Regions from separate parts of the Homo sapiens genome. Here region 1 is linked to region 2. Evidence: chromatin loops called from intact Hi-C (ENCODE). Cell type or tissue: PC-9. All regions are shown on one strand. Each heading gives the region's core, and the rest is flanking DNA. Links, peaks and the distances in the headings are about the cores only.

Region 1 (10,164 bases), core at 4,742-7,241, 100 kb before region 2:
ATGCTCTCTCTATTTCATCAAGCCGCCTACCTTGAGCTAAGGGTTGATTCTTCCCTGATGAGAATTCTGTGTTATAGGTAGGGTGTGTGGTATTATGCTTGATTTAGAGATAAGGAAACTGAGTCCCCAAGCATTCAGTGACTTCACGGCACCTTGTAGCAGAGCTAGAACTGGAACTCAGCACTCCTGTTTTTCAGCCTAAAGCTCCGCTCACCAAAAATGCTGCCTCTCAGTGAAGCGATATGAGGCTGTTTTCTTCTAAGTCTCTCATTTTATGGAAGAGGAGACGGAAGCCAGGACATCACACATCTTGGGGCATGCAGGGACCCTAACCAAGACACCTTGAGTCTAGGACTCATTGAGAGAGAAAAGAGTTAGGCAGCTGGAGACCAAAGTATTTCCACAGCTCTTCTGGAGGTGACTATGAGCTGCTCTTCATCAGAGGAATTTCATTTTGTCTGGGGACCAGGAGGGGAACCTAGCTTGTGGCTCTCATCCAAGGCACCACCCAGCTTCCTTGCCTTCCTTTCTCTGGATGCAGATGAAGCTGGGTGGTAACTGCCATTCACTGAATACTTCCCAGTCCACAAGGCATTCTCCACATTCACAATCTTGAGGAGGAACTGCAGAGTGGTCACTCTCAGGGCCCTGGAGATAGGCACCCTGGGCCCCTACTTCCTGTGTGGCCTGGGAAAGGTCTCGCCCTCTCAGGGGTCTAGAGATAAGGAAACAGAAGCTCCAAGAGTTCAGTGACTTCATGGCACCTGCAGAACTGTGAGTGTGCCTACACCATGGTGGGATTGTTTTTAGGGTTAAATGAAATACAAATGAAAGGTATTCAGGTGGTTGACACCTAGTAAATGCTTGAGTTAACTAATGATTGCATCTCATTTATTCTTCGCCACTTCCTGAGAGAAGAAGTTGTGTATACACATGAGGAGGGGAACCTTGGACACCCGATATCTGCCAGCATGTGTGGGATGAGGTGCCTGACACACATCATCTGTTCCACCCGCACAGGGACTCCTGTCTTATAGCTGAGAAAGAAGAGGCCCTGAGGAGGAGATGGCTCCCCAGGAGTCACAGGGCCGGAGAGCCCAGCAGGCTCCAGGACCCAAGTCCCCCCAGCTCTGTCTGCTAGAGGGGTGTTGTGGGGAGTCAGTGTCAGATGGGGTGCCTGGGGCTGAGAGGGCTCTGAGCCGGGAAGCCATGTGCTTCCTGAGGCTTGGAGGAGAGTGGAGGGACAGGGCCCAACAAGGAGGCCCAGGATGGCCTGGCTCAATAGTAACAGGGCCTGGGTCAGTTTGGGGACGTCGCTGCCCTGAGCCATGGTCCTGACCCAGACTAACAATCGTTAACATGATCTTTGCCCATTTCATGCCAGTGCCCCCCAGGTCCTCTTTCACCCCCTAGACTTTAAACTCCATAAAGCCCCTTAGACCATAATTATTCCCTAGAAGGAACCTGGGAGATAGATAAGGTGGGTGGTATTGTGCCCACATTACAGATGAGGAAATCGAGGCGCAGAAACAGATCTCTTTTCTTGCAGCCTTGTTCACTGAACTGCACCCATGCCTTCCCTGTGCCCCCTCCTGCACTCCCCCTTTCCCTGTTTGATTTTTATCTGTGACACTTACCACCCCTGATATTCTTTCTATTTTTTTATTTAATTTGTCACTATGTCTAATTTCCAATGTCAGTTCCAAGAGGGCAGAGATGTTTGTTTTGTTGGTTCACTGCTGTGTCTGTGCCATGTAGACCGGTACTTAAAAGGCCCTTGATGCAACAACCTCTCTGAATCTTCCTAACCACCCTGGTGTAGGTGCGACCCTTAATGCCCTCTAAGATGGGCAGAGGGGTAGAGGGACCACACAACACCCGCGGCTGCACCGTCAGTGAGGGAAGGGGCTGGAGGATACGTCCTGTCTCCCTACCAAGTTGCCTCTCTACAGTTGCCTGTGTGTGATTCGGAAAGTAGGAAGAATACTTTTTTCCACACTACAACAGGAGCGGAGGGCAGGAGCACAGCTGCACCACCCCAGAATCTCTCCACTCCCACCTCTCCATCCACGGCTGCTAGCAAGATTATAGCTCATGCAACCATGTCCCAGGGACCCGACAGCCCAGTCCCAGAGCATCAAACATGGGAGAGAGAGTAGGCTTAGAGAGTCCATTCTTCCATTTTATGAATGGGTAAAATGAGGCTAGGGAGGAAAAGAGGGCACTCAACTTGCTTCTAAACATGGAACATTTCAGAGGACTGGACACTCATTTCTGCACCCATTCCTCTGCTCCCCACAATACCCAGTTATTAATTTGCCCCTCCTCATAGCCACAGGTCCATTTTCCCTCCCAGCATGCTTTGTGGTCCAGCCTCCCCTACCCCCAACCCTGCCACTGACATGGGAACAAAATCCCACTTCCACACCCACATCTCTGGGTCTGATGCGGGCCCTGGCTCTAACTCACTGGCTGACCTTGGGAACTTGTTTCCTCATCTGTAAAGGATTTAAGGTTTGCAAGGCCAGTGTCTCTTTTGCTGTGTGTGAGATGCCAGACTCCTGGGTTCACCCATGTAAGCTGGGCCCTCACCCTCTCTGCCCCCGGCCCATGGGCTTGTAGCTAGTTGAAAGCAGCTCTGCCTGACTATGGAGGCCAAGAATTACTTTGCCAGCGAGACATCCAGCTAGCCAGGGGGCGAGGGGCCTGCCCAGAGGAGATGGGTGGAGACTAAGGCTGCAAACACTGCTAGTGAGATGTGCTCACACTCTGGGATATGGCAACTCTTCTCTGAGGTGCTAGGAGGGAAATGGAGTGGCTCCCTCAGCCTCGCCTGGAGCAGGGAGGGGCTGGAGATCTGGGTCCTTGTCTGGGCAACCAAGGAGATGGCAGGAGCACAGCAGTGAATCACAATAGCTGAGTTGAGTGCATGCTTCCTCTGGCAGGCTCTGCTAAGTGCTTTCTGCGCACCAACCCTTAGCCTAGCCTTCTTGGGGTCACGCTGACATCTCTGTTTTACAGATGAGGCAACTGCGGCCCAGGGAAATTAAAGAACTTGCCCTTCTAGATGGCAGGGCAGGGCCCAGATCCAAGGGCGATCTAGCTCCAAAACCAAGCTGGTACTTTTCCATGATGCCACGCTCAGGTGGCTGCCAGCTGCAGTTCGCTGTCTCTCTTCCCTATCATCTTGGGGAAAAGGCTTTTAGCTTTTACCTTTGGTTTCTGCAGCCCAGAATTGTGATTGAACAACGTGATAGGGGAGGCCGGCTAATCTTGCAGGACGGCTGCATTCTAGGATAATAGGAACACATGCACATACCTGCACACAAATGTATACTCATATGCACACATGTATGCAGTACTCCAGTAGCTACACACACACACACACACACACACACACACACACACACACACACACACAGAGCCCTCCATGCTGACCCCACCAACTGTACATGCATACATGTAAACATATACTTGTAGGTGTGGGCACCTGTCCTTGTTTATGCTTATATGTGTGAATGTGCCCACACACGTGCACACATACACATGCCTTGAGCATGCACATATGCTCAGCTCCACGGAGGGTTTAATCTCACACATCTTTCAATATTCCTTTTGAAAGCCCATTCTGCAGTTGCTAGGAAATATGGAGGCAGAAAGAGTTCCATGCCTTTCCTTTTTCTCTTGGATAGGAATTCCCACAACTCCCAGGCTCTGGCAAGCCCTGTCTTCCAGGCTTTCTCTGCACACTCCCCTGCCCCCACAGTGACACTCCCTCTCACCGTCGCTGCCCCCACCCCACCTGTCCGGGGTTCTATTTCTCTGAGCCACCATCAGGCTTCTCCTGTTGGCTTTGAAGGGCAGCAGCAGGGAGGGGAGGTTGGAGGAGGAAGGTGGAGGGAGGGAGCTGGTATTTGGGGCCCACTCAGCTTCTGTGTCCCCGACACTGGCTCTGGCTCAGGCTCTGCCCAGCAGTGTTCTCGTTGGAAACAGCGTTGTTTGACTGTTGCTATCGATTATGGCAAGATTGTGTGTGGCTAAGAGCTCCTCGGAGCCAACTGGTATATTAAGCAATCATTTCTATAGCAGATGACATAACTCCCCCGGCATCAGTTTGTCCTAATGGGCTTGGTATTACTCATGTGCTAATTGATTGGGCACGGAGGGAAGAAAAACTAAATTCACTTGTGAGGCGATTTTATGGCAGAGCTCATAACAGAGGTAATTTGCTGAAAATGTTCAGTCCCGCTTCGGTTATGTAAGATCGTCTGTGTTCCTGTGTTTTATCTCCTCCATGCCGGGCAGGAAGCTGGCCTGGCTGGCTGAGCGCGGGCGAGGCAGACTCCCCCAGGAATCGGGCGCTGACAGCTCGGCCCTTTCCTCCTGCCTTGGAACAGGCAGGCTGTCCTTGGGGAGCGTTGACAATTAGTGCCTTCTGCACAACTTTCTCGCCTCAGGGGTGGCTTTCAAAATATCTCAGCTTCTCCTGTTAAAAAACACCTCTGTCTAAGGGCTAAATAGTTATTTTCGGATCAACCATCTAGTGTTACAAAGCTCTTGTTCAGAAAGGAAAAGGATGAAGGGGGGTTTTTTTTGTTGTTTTTTTTTTTTTTTTTTTTAGAGAAAGTATATTTTGCCTTGAAGAGGGAGGGATGGAGAGGCTTGAAGAGGCTTGGAGAGCCTCCTTCCTTCCCTCCCTCTCCTCCCTTCTACCTCCCCCTCCCTCTCTTCCTTCCTCCCGCCTTCTCTCTCTTCCTCCTCCCCTCCCTCTCTTCCTTCCTCCCGCCTTCTCTCTCTTCCTCCTCCCCTCCCTCTCTGATTCTCTTCCCTCTTCCATCCCTTTCTCCCTCCTTCCTCTTCCCTCTCTTCTTCCCTCCCTTCTCCTCCCTCCCTTCCTGAAGCAGCCTGGCTTACCATTGGCCTCAGCAGGAGTCTTGAGCCCGTGCTTGGCATTTTACTCTAGACTGGCGGCACCATCCCGGAGGGGCAGGACCAGTCCTGCTATTTCTCTTTGTAATGGTTGACTCTCCAGATGTGTGCGGCGGGGGTAAGCTCCGCAGGCTAGGGGTGCCTACCAAGCTAAACCAGGTGTCTGTGCTTAAGTGCTCTCTTGAGACTCCCAGGGCAGGGAGGCTTCTATGAGCTCTGAATCCTGTTTTCAGAAAGGAGGCTGGGCTGCCCTGAGCCATCCTCAGGGATTCCCCAGTCCTGGAGCGTGCTGTGATATGAGGATGTTGGGGAGAGACTCTCTGTGCTGATCTTGGTGGAGGGAGGGTTGTTGACTGTAACTGCAGCCTGAGTCCATAGTAGTGCTTCTTCCTTTTGTTTATGACCTGCATGATCCCTAGTGATTTTTAAGTTCCAATTGGAGCAGCCAGGCTGCTGCCACTCCCTGTAGTGATCCAAGGAGGAAACCAAGATGCCATGTGGTCTCATTTTTTTCTGACAGGGAAACCGAGGTGACATAGCTAGAAAGTGGCAGTATTGGGATGAAAAACCCAGGTAGTCTGGCTGCAGGCTGGTGCTCCCAACCCAAGTGATGGCTTGCCTGTCCACAGAGGAGCAGGCATTAGGCGAGCTCATGGAGGATTAAGTTCTTGGTAAAGTGTTATAGGGGGTGGTCTCTGTGACATGTTAGATTCAGAGATTCTTACCCCATTGGGGCTTGGGACTCTGTGACGATCTGATATAAGCTGTGGAGTCTTCCCAGCTAAATGTACAGATGTGCACAGAGAAACTTTTGCTGACAATTTCAGGGGGTCCTGAAATTAAGCGGTCCATTTTTAGGTGCAGGGATGCTTGGTTAGTAAGCCTTACTTTATCCAGTGTTTTCTACAGCCTGAGTTGGAAGGGGGCAAGGTGAGAGGCAGTTTGAGCTCTATGGGTGAGGGGAAAGGACTTGGCCCATTAGGGTGTCTCAGACCTCTGGAGTGGGTGAAAGGAGGTTTTCCGTGGGAGTTGCAGCATGACTATTGCGGCTGGGCAGGCCAGAGCATGACTCAGCCTTCCTTTGGGCATTTTGGCACCGGCAGGGGTGGGTCTAGTAGGAGCCGCAGCGTGGAGATGGCAGGGGAACACAGTGCACACCAGGATGTCAGGGAGACCGGGAGGGGCGTGTGCGGGGAGGTGGAGGAGGGCACTGATTGTATCTGTGTCTGGATTTCCCCGTCCGTAATTATCCTGATAATTAATAGGTCTACAACACTGGTCTCGGAGCCAAGCTAGGTGAGCAGTGAACAAGGGAACAGAGGGTCTGATTGCTTCACTGTGGCGGGCGGATGGGGCAGCTTTATGAGACAGCAGAGGAGGCAGCCTCCTGGAGGGGGTGTTGCGGGACCTCTGGGCTGCCCCATTCCCAAATCAAAGTGATCTGCTCCACTCCCTGTCTGTTTGAAATTCTGCCATCACAGATGTATTGTCTGGGCCTAGAAGAATATAGTATAGGACACGCGAACGGCCCTGGGAAGGGCACACCTTCAGCTGTTATCAGTGACAAATTCAGTGGGTTTCATTGGACTCCACTCGAGGACAAAAGCAGTTCTCGTGTAGGGAACACTCAGTCTATTTTATAGGATAAAGTGTTGCCCAATAAAATAAAAGTTAAACAAAAATTAAATTGAAAAGCAGTTTTCATGGAGGAAAGTCTAGGGACAGAGTATGGGGGAGGCAGCAGAGACAGGGGCCAACAGCAGGCATGTCGGGGGGTCTAAGCCTGGCCTTGCCTTTCTCCTATTCTGGGACCTTGAGAAGTCCCCTCATGCTCTGTGTGCTCTCCGGGGAATTAAGTTACAATAACTGTGCCTGCTGTTGTTGGAGCATTAAAATAGGTAATGCTTCTAGGGGCTGAGCCCAGAGCCTGGCCCATAGGAAGCACTCACGAAATGGTGGCTTCTTTAATTTGGGAACCAAGAGATTTTACTGGATGTTCCTAGAGGCACAAGAAACCCACTTGGCTGACTCCATAGGTGGCCAGCCCTTGCCCCATGATGGTCATGAGGGACAGCTTGGCTAGCAGTGGGTGGAGCTCCTCCTGGCTGTCCCCAGGCAGGTGTGGGTGCCAAGGCCAGTTCAGCTCCTGCAGACCAGGGTTCCCCTGTGCTCAGCTTCCACTGCTAAGAGAGAGAAAGTTCTGGGGAGAGACCTCAAGGTGGTGGAGGGGATGGAGAGGTGGGGGGCAGATAACAGAGCAGGGAATTCGGAGAGGGAACAGAAATGTTAAAAGCAAAGAGAATCCGGGAGGAGACAGGAGAGAGGGCTGTGGTGGGAACTGCCGGCCACTGCCTTCAAGGCTCCAGAGGCTCTGCAGATGGGTTCTGAACAGAAAGAAGAGCACATAAGAAATCAGTGGTCCGTGGGACTGACTCTAATTGGTGGACAGCATATGACTAGATAGGGTCTCCTTTCTTCTTTTGCTTTTTTAAAATTATGCTTTAAGTACTAGGGTGCATGCGCACAACGTGCAGGATTGTTCCATAGGTATACATGTGCCATGTTGGTTTGCTGCACGCATCAACTTGACATTTACATTAGGTATTTCTCCTAATACTACACCTCCCCCAGCTCTCCCCACCAACCGATAGGCCCCAGTGTGTGATGTTCCCTGCCCTGTGTCCATGTGTTCTCATTGCTCAACTCCCACCTATGCGTGAGGGCATGCAGTGTTTGGTTTTCTGTCCTTGTGATAGTTTGCTGAGAATGACGGTTTCCAGCTTCATCCATGTCCCTGCAAAGGACATGAACTCATCCTTTTTTATGGCTGCATACTATTCCATGGTGTATATGTGCCACATTTTCTTAATCCAGTCTATCACTGATGGACATTTGGGTTGGTTCCAAGTTTTTGCTATTGTGAGGAGTGCCACAGTGAACATACAGGTGCATGTGTCTTTATAGTAGCGTGATTTATAATCCTTTGGGTATATACCCAGTAATGGGATCACTGAGTCAAATGGTATTTCTGGTTCTAGATCCTTGAGGAATCGCCACACTGTCTTCCACAATGGCTGAACTAATTTACACTCCCACCAACAGTGTAAAAGTGTTCCTATTTCTCCACATCCTCTCCAGAATCTGTTGTTTCCTGACTTTTTAATGATCGCCGTTCTAACTGGTGATGGTATCTCATTCTGGTTTTGATTTGCATTTCTATGATGACCAGTGATGATGAGCATTTTTTCATGTGTCTGTTGGCTGCGTAAATGTCTTATTTTGAGAACTGTCTGTTCATATCCCTTGCTCACTTTTTGATGGGGTTGTTTGTTTTTTTTCTTGTAAATTTGTTTAAGTTCTATGTAGATTCTGGATATTAGCCCTTTGTCAGATGGGTAGATTGCAAAAATTTTCTCCCATTCTGTAGGTTGCCTGTTCACTCTGATGATAGTTTCTTTTGCTGTGCAGAAGCTCTTTAGTTTAATTAGATCACATTTGTCCATTTTGGCTTTTGTTGCCATTGCTTTTTGTGTTTTAGTCATGAAGTCTTTACCCATGCGTATGGCCTGAATGGTATTGCCTGGGTTTTCTTCTAGGGTTTTTATGGTTTTAGGTCTTACATTTAAGTCTTTAATCCATCTTGAATTAATTTTTGTATAAGGTGTAAGGAAGGGATCCAGTTTCAGCTTTCTACATAGGGCTAGCCAGTTTTCCCAGCACCATTTATTAAATAGGGAATCCTTTCCCCATTGCTTGTTTTTGTCAGGTTCATCAAAGATCAGATGGTTGTAGATGTGTGGTGTTATTTCTGAGGCTATCTGTTTTGGTACCAGTAGCATGCTGTTTTGGTTACTGTAGCCTTGTAGTATAGTTTGAAGTCAGGTAACGTGATGCCTCCAGCTTTGTTCTTTTGGCTTAGGATTGTCTTGGCTATGTGGGTTCTTTTTTGGTTCCATATGAACTTTAAAGTAGTTTTTTCCAATTCTGTGAAGGAAGTCAGTGGTAGCTTGATGGGGATAGCACTGAATCTATAAATTACCTTGGGCAGTATGGCCATTTTCACAATATTGATTCTTCCTATCCATGAGCATGGAATGTTCTTCCATTTGTTTGTGTCCTCTTTTATTTCGTTGAGCAGTGGTTTGTAGTTCTCCTTGAAGAGGTCCTTCACATCCCTTGTAAGTTGGATTCCTAGGTATTTTATTCTCTTTGAAGCAATTGTGAATGGGAGTTCACTCATGATTTGGCTCTCTGTTTGTCTGTTATTGGTGTGTAGGAATGCTTATGATTTTTGCTCATTGATTTTGTATCCTGAGACTTTGCTGAAGTTAGTTATCAGCTTAAGGAGATTTTGGGCTGAGACGATGGGGTTTTCTAAATATACAGTCATGTCATCTGCAAACAGGGACAATTTGACTTCCTCTTTTTCTAATTGAATACCCTTTATTCCTTTCTCTTGCCTGATTGCCCTGGCCAGAACTTCCAACACTATGTTGAATGGGAGTGGTGAGAGAGGGCATCCTTTTCTTGTGCCAGTTTTCAAAGGGAATGCTTCCAGTTTTGCCCATTCAGTATGATATTGGCTGTAGGTTTGTCATATATAGCTCTTATTATTTTGAGATATGTTCCATCAATACCTAGTTTATTGAGAGTTTTAAGCATGAAGGGCTGTTGAATTTTGTCAAAGGCCTTTTCTGCATCTATTGAGATAATCATGTGGTTTTTGTCGTTGGTTCTGTTTATGTGATGGATTATGTTTATTGATTTGCGTATGTTAAACCAGCCTTGCATCCCAGGGATGAAGCCAACTTGATCGCAGTGGATAAGCTTTTTATGTGCTGCTGGATTCAGTTTGCCAGTATTTTATTGAGGATTTTTGCATCAATGTTCATCAGGGATATTGGTCTAAAATTCTTTTTTTTGTTGTGTCTCTGCCAGGCTTTGTTATCAGGATGATGCTGGTCTCATAAAATGAGTTAGGAGGATTCCCTCTTTTTCTATTGATTGGAATAGTTTCAAAAGGAATGGTATCAGCTCCTCTATGTACCTCTGGTAGAATTCGGCTGTGAATCCGTCTGGTCCTGGGCTTTTTTTGGTTGGTAGGCTATTAATTATTGCCTCAATTTCAGAACGTGCTATTGGTCTATTCAGAGATTCAACTTCTTCCTGGTTTAGTCTTGGGAGGGTGTATGTGTCCAGGAATTTATCCATTTCTTCTAGATTTTCTAGTTTATT
Region 2 (10,164 bases), core at 4,279-6,778:
CCTTGGCTCAATTCCTCATTGTCCTCAGTCCAGTGGGAATAATCCTGATGAACCTACTGGGGAGAAGGGTGTCCAAATTGGTGACGCAGTGTGCTTTGCTCTCGCCTTCTCCGAGGGAACCTTCCTTGAAGCACCCATCCCCTCTTCCTTAATCCCCAGCACACTGTCTAGCACAGTAGGTGCTCAATAAAATCTTGTTGACTTGCTTAATGTGTCACCTAGTCTAGAGACTGTCTCATAGTAGGTTCAGTAGCTCCCTTTCCCTCCTCAAGACTTCCAAGCCTGAGACCAGGGTGAGTGGGTTCACACCCCAGCTCTGTGTATGTGTATCCTGGTCCCTGTGACCTTGAGCGAGCACATATGGTTTTTCTGGGCCTCAGCCTCTTCCTGGGTCAAAGGAGGGGCCTGGAGCCTATGTGTTTTACCCATTCTCATGTGGAGTTTTGCCTTGTCTGAGAGGACTGTGCCCAGGGATGGTGAGGTCCTGGCTGGGGCACCCCAGGGGCTGGTGCAGATTGAGGGGCAGCAGGGCTGAGAGCCGCAACCTGGCTGGGTTCCTGGCCTGTGAAAAGGGAGCTGTGTGTTCCTTCCTTACCTGCTTGTAATAGAAAGCTGCTCCTTCGATTGAGCTGTTTTCTTCTTTTGCCCTGAGCTATGAGGAGTAGATTAGATGAAAAAATTATCAAGCCTCCTCGTCTAGAATAAATATTCTTGAAATGGAGCAAGTTATAAATAAGCAAGCAGCAATATCCTGTGTTATGAATATATAATTTCTATCTTTAATAGCTGACTAGGCCCCAGGGACTGTCTGAAAATGGCCTGTCTGGCCCTGATATTTTATATATTTCTTAAAAGGCACCCAAACTTTTGTTTCTTAGCCCTTGGACAGTTAAGTCTTAGGGGGAAATAATGAGAGTTGAAAGTCTCATTGAGCAAATGCACCAAGCGCAGGTACTTGGTTTACAAAAAAAAAAAAAAAAAAAAAAAAAAAATCCAGAAGATGCAAAGGCTCATGTTGAATAAGAGAGTTAGGCCTGGAGCTTGTCTCATCCCACCTTCTCATTTTACAGAATAGGAAGTGGTGGCCCAGAGAGGGGAAGTGACTGACCCAAAGTCACACAGCAATGGACTATGTTCCAGATTCACCAGGCTGGCTCCCTTCTCCAAGTGGCTGCCCGCAAAAGTCGAGGGAGGGCCTGGAGACTCCAGGTTCCACAGCCAACAGAAACTTGCCAGGGGGACTGACAAGGAGGTTTGCCTCCAGTGGAGGACGAATCGCTGGATGAAGGGAGTCACTATGTCTCAGAGGCAAGACTGTGAGGTCTGGTGAGCCATGGAGGCCAACTGTTCCCTCTCAGACCTCCTGGGCCAAGTCTGCATCGCAGCCTGTCGTCAGGAGCCTCTGAAACCTGCCCTTTCTGCCTCTGCAACCCTGACAGCCAAGGGGCAGTACAGATACTTGTCGCTCCTCCTATCTAGCAGGAAGCCTGATACCATGAAAAGACAATGGGCTGCTGACCTCACAGATCCCAACTGACCAAGGGCTCCTCCACCTCCCAGCTCTGTGGTACTGAACAAGCTGATTGACTTCTCCTAGACTCAGTGCTTTTTGTCTGTTAAATAGCGATGGTTGTGAGGATTAAAAGTGATAGTGTGTAAAGCACCCAGGATGAAGCCAGGTTTGTACCAGGTGCTATGAATGTCACCCATCCCTCCAGGGCTGCAAACCTTTCTTCCCCAGTCCACAGCATTGTAACTGTGACTACCTGTCACTGCAGGCCAGCCTCTGAGCCCCTGGCTGAGATGAGCCCAGTGATTCTATGTTCATTCATCTGGTCTTCCAGGAAGAATGTATCTTCTCGAAGCCCTCACATTCCTCTCCCTGGTCCCCAGCAGTGTCCTGCAATAGGACTGCCCACACTGTAGGTGCTCAATTAAGGACATATTGGATAAGTGCCTACGGTATGCCAAGTACCAGGTCTAATAATGGCTAGTCATTAACAAGAATTGACTATGAGTTGCATTTACGAATGCATTGATCCATTCAATCCTTGGCACAGCACCACAAGATGGGCATTCTTATCCCCATTTAAAAGATGAGCAAAATGAGGTTTGCCAAGGTGATTAGGTCACTTGTTCGAAGTTATACATCTAGGCATGGCAGGGCTAAAGCCGACTTCATGCAGAGCCTCTTTTCATCCCTCCACATTGACTTCTTGCAGGATGACCTGCTTTTTCTAGGATCAGAGTAAAGCTGGAAAACAAATGGATTCATCAGCAGGTTCCATAATGATGGGAGGAGGGGTGGGTGGGGGAAATATTAATGCCTGTGCAATGTGCATGTTAAAATGTAAATGTCCTCTCCTGTGAGTCGTGAGGCACACTCATCATTATGAGCCAGCGTCTGAGGTTCTGATTTTGATGGCATTAGCTTTAATGGCTTTATTTTTTTTAAAAAACCATTTAATTACTAATCAGAGCTGCCTTGCAAGCTAATGTGAGATGCACACTTTGCATCTGGGGAAAGAGCCTTCCTCAGTGGGCAGCTGAGAAGTCTGCCAGAGGCCAGAGGCTGGGCCAGCTGGTCTCCCCCTCCTTAAGGGGGTTCCCCCACCCCTGGTCCCCAGACCTCTCTGCTATTCAACACTTGTCTTTGAAATTGCAGAATCTCATTACATCTGAGATGAACCTTACTTAGTAATTGGCTGGCCTATTCCCTCCCACCTCACCTCACAAAAGGGTAAACTGAGGCTCCAAAAGGCCCCACGGGTTCCAAAGGCTGGAATTTGTGGAGCTTCTTTCTTACTTGCTAACAGATTTCTAGCACATAGACTCATTTGCATTCACAATTTCAATAGTCAAAAACTTTCCAATGCTAAAACCTCATTTTCTGAAGCTAATTTAGGTCTCATTTTCATTAATAGCTTGGCAACAATCACGCAGTGGAAATTTCTCCCAGGTCGAAGAAAGAGCCCCGGTTGGGGAATCAGGATGTGTGTGAGCTCCTGCTGTGTGTCTCTGGATAAGTTGAATCACCTCTCTGGTCTGTGGTTTTTCTCCACAGTCAAATGAGGGGACTGGGTTAGCTCTGTGTTTTTCCAAACATGATTCTATAACTCCTCTGTAGAATACAGTATGCAAAAAGATGGAAATACTTGTTATTCAGAAAAGAATGCTTTTGGCCAGGTGGGGTGGCTCCTGCCTGTAATCTCAGCACTTTGGGAGGCAGATGAGGGCAGATCACTTGAGGTCAGGAGTTCGAGACCAGCCTGGCCAACATGGCAAAACCCCCTCTCTACTAAAAATACAAAAATTAGCTGGGCATGGAGGCGCACGGCTGTAATCTCAGCTAGCTGGGAGGCTGAGGCAGGAGAATCGCTTGAACCCAGGAGGTGGATTGGAGGTTGCAATTTTTTGAAAGTGTACAGAGTCTAATGAGTTTGCTGGATTCAAGTTAATCAGGGTTTTGTTACCATTATTTATTTATTGTCCAACATGTGTGCTTTGGGCCTTTCCTATAACAGAGTACCTGCAGACCCTCTAAGAGGAGGCTTTTTTTTTCATGGCAATTTTATCAAGTCCTTTGAAGCACAAGAGTTCCCAGGAGCGTAGAATGGGAAACTCTGGCAGGCATGGGGCCTAGGTCTCCTCTGTGTCACACTCTGGGACTTCTGTGACTCCAAGAGATAAGAAATAAAGGAGGCTGCTCTAGAGACATCCTCTTAGCCTTAAGCTTGGATCACTCACTTCCTCTGAACATCACCATGCTTTTGTTCAGAGGCACTCAAAATCCACCTTGGGGACTTGACCTTACCACTACTTGTCCAGGAAACCTGTTCTGGCCACAATGACACTCACCAGGCCCTGTGTCATTGCCCCAGCCAACCTTTGCCCCCTTCCCCTCTTCCTGGGTAAGCCCCTAAGCCCCTCCCCTCATCCTTTGCAGCACCCTCTCACATGCCACCTTGCTCAGAGGCAGCAGTCTCCCACCCCGGAACAAGCCCCAGGCTTGGAATCAGAGCCAGACGCAAGCTCTGTCTTTGTGCCTTGGTTATCTGGTTCTGGATCAAGGACTGAACTTTTTTCCGCTTTACTTTCCTAAGACAAAAATGAGAGAGGATCACGGTACTGACTGTCTTGCTTTGGGGCAAAGATTAAAGGGGCTTGAATATCTTGTCTTAGCCAAAGTTTTCTACAAAGCAAGGCCTGAGGTAAAGGCCTGTGTGCTACTGCTCTTTTAAGCAGTGTGATGCGAGGGCCGCAGGAGTGAGGGAAACGATAGGCAAAACTGGAGACAGGAAAAGCCAACGCAAGGATGCGGGAGAATTCAGCCACCCAGTGGCATCAAGAGCAACTGAGTGCTTGATGTCATGAGAAGGTCTCTCAAAAGGCTATGTAGGCCAGGTGCGGTGGCACATGCCTGTAATCCCAGCACTTTGGGAGGCTGAGAAGAGCAGATCACTTGAGGTCAGGAGTTCAAGACCAGCCTGGCCAACATGGCAAAGCTCCGTCTGTACTAAAAATACAAAAATTAGCCAGGCATAGTGGCCGGAGCCTGTAATCCCAGCTACTGAGGAGGTTGAGGCATGAGAATCACTTGAACCCAGGAGGCAGAGGTTGCAGTGAGCCAAGATCATGCCATTGCACTCCAGCCCAGGTGACAGAGCGAGACTCTGTCTATAAAAAAAAGAAAAAAGAAAAAAAAGGACCCTACGTAGCAACTACTTCTTAAGACAGTCTATCCAGAAAGAGGTGAGAAGAGGAATTTACCCGTGGGCTCCAGTATCTTATGGCTCAAAGGATTGCCCCTGGTGTGTTCACTCCCCCAGGTCTCCTGGTTGCACATGTGTGCCTGCTGAGTGGGTCTTGCTGCATTTCAAGTGTCACCAGCAAGAGGAAAGCTCCACAGCAGAAGTGATGTGTGCACAGACAGGAGATGCACTGCTTTGAGGTTGTACCTACATTCAGTTGTTCAGAGTCACATGAAGTTGGTCATTGCAGGGGAATGTGAGGGGCAAAGGTCTAAGACCCCAGAGATATGGGTGGTTGAGAGGCTTTGAGGATGGTGTAAGAAGTGTCTCTGTGTCACCCTGTACCACCCACAGAGGCATCTACCCTTCCATCACATCCAGCTCCCATACAATCTGGGGCCTCTGTGTTTGGTGTGAACTGAATGTCCCTGCTTTCTCTAAGAAGTGGGTACAAGTCCAATGACTACAGAGTTTCCTTGGGATCTCTGAGATGACCTAAGGCAAGAGGTTAATAAAACAAGACACAGTGCCTGCACCTGTCCTGAGGCCCTTATGGGTACTCATCAGATCTCCCCTCCATTCCCCAGTCTCCATGTCCCTCACCCTCAACCGGCAATTTGTCTGCTCTGTGCTGCTTACTGAGCAGGATGACTCAGACCTTCATCCCGAAGAGGTCTGAGCCCTTGGCTTGTCCTGTTCTTATTGAGCTGTTGTTGCTGCAATTGCTGACTCACAAGTCCCTTTCATCAGGCAAAAGAACACCAAGAGACTCGCAGAGAATCCCTGCTGTGAAAAGCAACAGGACTTGGCCCTCACAATAATCTGGTGAATTATCCTGCCAGGATGGTAACTCCTTTCATCACTGCTAGTCCACTAGAAAACTAAAGTGACAGGTAGCTGTCACAGCTTCAAATCCAGTGGGACCTTTACAGTGTCACCTGCAGGAAATACTAGCCCCACAACAGAAACATTGGCTGTCTGTGGACCATGACCCCTAACCTCACAGAGCCTAAGGTTTGTGGCAAGTGTAAATCCTGCTAGAGGGTCACTAGGAGTGATGGCAACAGGGAATGGACGTTCAGCCCTGGCTTCCCAGACCCATGGATTCCAGCAGTAGGAAGACAGCACCATTTATTGCCTGTTGGTTAGGTGCATAGACAACATGCTAAAGACAGTCCTCCAGTCCCACAGGGGGTGGTCCCCAAGCTAGCACCTGAGCTCAGCCTTTCACAGGCCATTTCACCATTGTCATGGGCCACTGCTTCTCTGTAATGGGTACACAAGAAGATTAGGGGAGTCCATGGCCATGTGCCCATTGTCATACCTCTTTTGCAGTAGGGCCCACCCTTGATAGGAGTCACTGACGTAGGCGCTGCCATGTAGGTGGAGAAGGCATTCTGTGAGCCTTCATATGTGTCGGTGGAGGCACTGAGGGTAGGAGGACCCAGGAGGACAAATCCGTGTTCTCGTCGGGGTGGAATTTTAATTCTAATTTCCCTAACTCGAGTTCATAAGCAAAGCCAGAGCTGCGACTGAGACTGCTATAAAAAGAAACCTCCTTGACTTTATGCCCAAGGGAGCTGTGTTCCTTAACATTTGCGAAAAGGGAGGCTTCCTGATACATGAAGAAATTACATCTGTTTTTTGGGTTAAACACACACACACACATACACACATACACACACACACATACACGAGACACACACAATGTAGACTGGCTTCCTGTGCAGACAATGTGGGCTCAGTTTTCCGGAAAATAGTTACCCAGTTAGGAAATTCTCCAGTCAAGAAAGCCCAACCAGGCCATTCAGCTCTGGGGAGGGCACTCCGAGACAATGTCTGCTGGAGAAGCACGTTCAGTTTGTGGATTACCAGTGGGCACCAACATCCCCAGCAAGCTTCTACCTGAAGAGCTGGAAGCCACCAAGGAGCTCCAACACCACAGTGTGTCCTCCTAAGTCCACCGCATGCTCCTGCCGTGCACAATGCTTTGCAAACTGTAAAGAGCTCTCCAAATGCACAGCCATTAGCCTGGAGACTGGCCCCCAAAGAAATGGGCTTGGGAAGGGAAGGGACTGTGACATCCTGAGGAAAGCAGAGGTCCTTGGCATCCTGCCATGGCTGAGGGAAGTGAGCCATGCACAACTCCCTAGCTGCGTGCCGCACCTTATAGTCTGTACAGAGATCTGTCTCTGTGGCATTCATTTGAGCCTTTCTCCATCAAAAAAAGACCTCATTACTTCTGTTTGCTAATGTGAACCTGAAGCGCAGGAGAGCTGACTCACTCCAGGTCATGCATGCAGTTAGTGGCAGAACTTCAGTTTGGGCCCATGTCTGTCTCTCCTAACCACTCTGCTCTCCAGCCTGTCATTCATTCATTCTCATCCCCCACTCATCCAAGACAAATCAAGACAGATACTGAGCAGACAGTGCACGCCCTGGAGATGGGGGCACAGGGAAGACATGAGCCTGTTTTCAAATGGCTGCATGGTCCTTCACCCTAAGGACCATGTAGCCATTAGGCAGGAGAATCAGAGGCTGAGATCTGGCCCCCTTTATTTATTGTCCAGTGACCTTTGTACTGGGCTCATGGTCATTGCTCCTGACATTTGCAAAGCACTTTACTGCAGGCAAATGCTTCCACATGCAACTTGTCAGTGGAGCTGGTGGGACCTGCATCGTGTCTCTGCTTTATAGACAAAGAAGCTGCCGTTACCGTGAATTGCCCGCCGTCCTTTGGCAGAGCTAGTGGCAAAGCCAGGCTCTGAGCTGGGCCTCCTGGCTCCAAAGCCAGTTCTCCTTCCACTCCGCCGCCTCTGAACACAGAGCAACATGGGTGAAACCTTTCATGCATCTCTCTCCTTTCCCCCTTGGCTTCTGAAACACAAGTGAGCCTAGGAAGGAGAGGTGACTGCCAGCAGCCTTTTAGGAGAGACGTTCCTGTACTCAACAGTTATTAAGTGTCCACAGCATGTGAAGCACTGCCTAGCCCATCGTGACAGCTTCAGATTGACATGATATTAGAAGGCAGCCGTGACTTGGGTACCAAAGGACTGGGAACACCAGCGTCAGGTCTCCCGCTGTGGCCACTGTCCTTTCACAGCCTCTGGGAACACCCCCATGCACACCCCGACATGGGAGGGCAGTCAGCTTCTTTCCCAGGTGCGGCCCACAAGGGCGACGGGGTGGGGACGGCCCCAGGAGAGCAGAAGCCCTCGGGGCTGCAGTGTGATTAAATTCTCTGTTGTGAGAAAGTGACACTATGATCTGATTCATACCAGTAAATATGTGATTTACATTTAATTCTGAGTAACCTTTCTGGGCTCGGCGAGGTGTGAAGGAATCTGATGGGGCCAGCTCCGTGGAGAAGGAGGCGATTCATATTCATTAAGACCTCCACATTAGCCAGCTGAAGGGTGGCAGAGCCCCAGCCCGCCCTCCTCCTCATGCCTGCCGAGGTCACGGCTGCAGGGAGGCCAGCAGTCACACTGGCTGCCACCTGGGGATGGGGGTGCAGGTTAGCGGTGAGAGCTGGAGGCACCAAGAGAAAGTGGGAGGAAAATAAACAGCAGGCCCACGAGTGACACTGTCCAGGTGATGTCGGCCCTCCAGAGTTTGCTGAATGAGTCCTATTGAGCCCTCGAGGGTGGAAGAAGAGATATTGATCGAGGAGGTGGTAGCTCTGAGAAGCCCCTGCTGCTCCCTTTGTAGGACTTACAAGGCACTATAAAGCCATCTTTGCTTCATACAGGCTTGGGGCAGAGAGAGAAATGCTAAGGAAAGAGGGTTGGGGTCTCAGGACAAGGAGAGTGGTGCTCTTGGCCCCTGAGAGCACTTGTTCAGGTTTTGATGAACTGAGCTGAGGTCACCCCAGGTGCACATGGCCCGATGAGCTTGGGAAGTGAAAGAAGTGAGCTGAGATAAGGAGGCATGCATCTCCCATGGACGAGCTCCCCAGATGTCCTTGGACCCTCCACTTGCCCGTCCTCTTAATGGGAATATCTACAATGATTAATGACAACCCCAAGAGCCTGTGTTTGTGGAATGCTTGCCGGGTGCCCACTCTGTGCAAAGCCATCTTACATGCATGCTTCTACTGAGTTCTTGCAGTAGCTTTATGGAGGAGTGACTACGAGTACTTCCAGAGCATTGACGAGGATACTGACGCCCATTTTGGGCAAATGACTCACCCTAAGTCATGTACACAGTTCGTTGCAGAGCTTCTGTTTGGACACATGTCTGTCAGACTCCAGAGCCTGCTCTCCCAACCACTGTGCTCTCTGGCCCTTCATTCATTCATTCTCGTCATCCACTCACCCAAGACAAACCAAGACAGGTACTGAGTGATGGGGGCACAAAGAAGACATGGGCCTGTTTTCAGAGAGCTCTCCATGGGGGAGAGCAGGGAGACAGATCATTATCATTCAAGGTGGCAAACATCACCTGCTCTTAGTTGGGCATGGACTTCTTAGAGTGTGCTGGGGAGAGAGAGACCACTGTGTGCTGGAGGAATCAAGGAAGGCTATCTGGAGGAGACATTTTAGAGAAAGCCTTGAAGGATAGTTAGAAGTTTGTCAGGAGATAAAAGAGAGGGCCAAAAAGTATTGGGTGTGTCTAGGAAACAGCACACATTCTGGGGCACAAAGAAGATGCTCAAAGAGGAGCCATGGGAGATGAGGCTGGAGAGGAGCCATGGGAGATGAGGCTGGAGAGTGGGCCAGGTTGTCAGGAGAGCCCAGGCAGAGGGGACAGGCAGTGGGGAGCCATGGAGGGGTTTATGCAGCGAGTGGCATGTGGGTTTGCTTCAGAATTATAGCTGTGGCAGAAGCGGATCAGAGTGAGGTGCCTGGGGGACCATGGCTTGTCCAAGGGGACACTTACCCTAGCCTCTGGTAAGTCTCTGACATTGCAATTGGTTTTTATTTGGATTGAACCTCTTTTTTCAACAGAGCAGGGGCCTAAAGCTTTGCCTAGCACTTTTCTGGGCCCTTTGAGGATACAGAAGGGAAGAGAATATGACTTTTGACCTCAGGGGCCTTTCATCCCAGTTGGGCTCCGGGCTGACCCAGAAGCCATTTGGGAAGAGTGAGCCGAAGGGCCCTGGCTGGGCCTGCCTTTGTCCCACCACAAAGGAATATGTCCAGGCTGCTGCTGATGATGTGGGGGTCATTATCTTAGAGAAGGCACTGTGAAGATGTGAAAACAAAAGGGAGGGTGTGGAGTGAGAGAGGAGGGAGTCCAGAACAGCCCTCTAAGCAACACCCACGTCTAGGAGGAAGCTGAGCTGCCCACAATCAGGGAGGAGAGCGGTGACGCCTGGGTGTCCAGCAGCTGAGGCCAGAAAGTGTGTCAAGGAGGAGGAAGTGTCGGCAGTGCCAGGCCGGGTCCATAGCCCACGTGCGATGGGGGAGGA

Evidence for each region. Peaks named below come from ENCODE experiments on the same cell type or tissue, not always from the same donor. Only the 100,000 strongest peaks of a DNase experiment are listed, where the experiment ranks them.
Region 1: it touches region 2 in a loop (2.3-fold over the local background); 3 of 110 quality-filtered maps call a loop at or near these places.

What each region holds. Positions count from the first base shown.
Region 1 is chr15:70,371,151-70,381,314 of GRCh38, reverse strand. No RefSeq gene overlaps it. Among named protein-coding and RNA genes, the nearest start is that of LINC02205, 130 kb to the left of the region's middle. RefSeq lists enhancers at 2,334-2,833, 2,834-3,335. In PC-9, for the core only: no CTCF peak of the experiment used is centred there; a DNase peak (open chromatin) is centred at 6,014; H3K4me3 peaks cover 551 bases; H3K27ac peaks cover 1,575 bases.
Region 2 is chr15:70,266,892-70,277,055 of GRCh38, reverse strand. No RefSeq gene overlaps it. Among named protein-coding and RNA genes, the nearest start is that of TLE3, 170 kb to the right of the region's middle. RefSeq lists enhancers at 5,332-5,626, 7,361-8,039, 8,027-8,076, 9,755-10,164. In PC-9, for the core only: no CTCF peak of the experiment used is centred there; a DNase peak (open chromatin) is centred at 5,475; H3K27ac peaks cover 1,836 bases.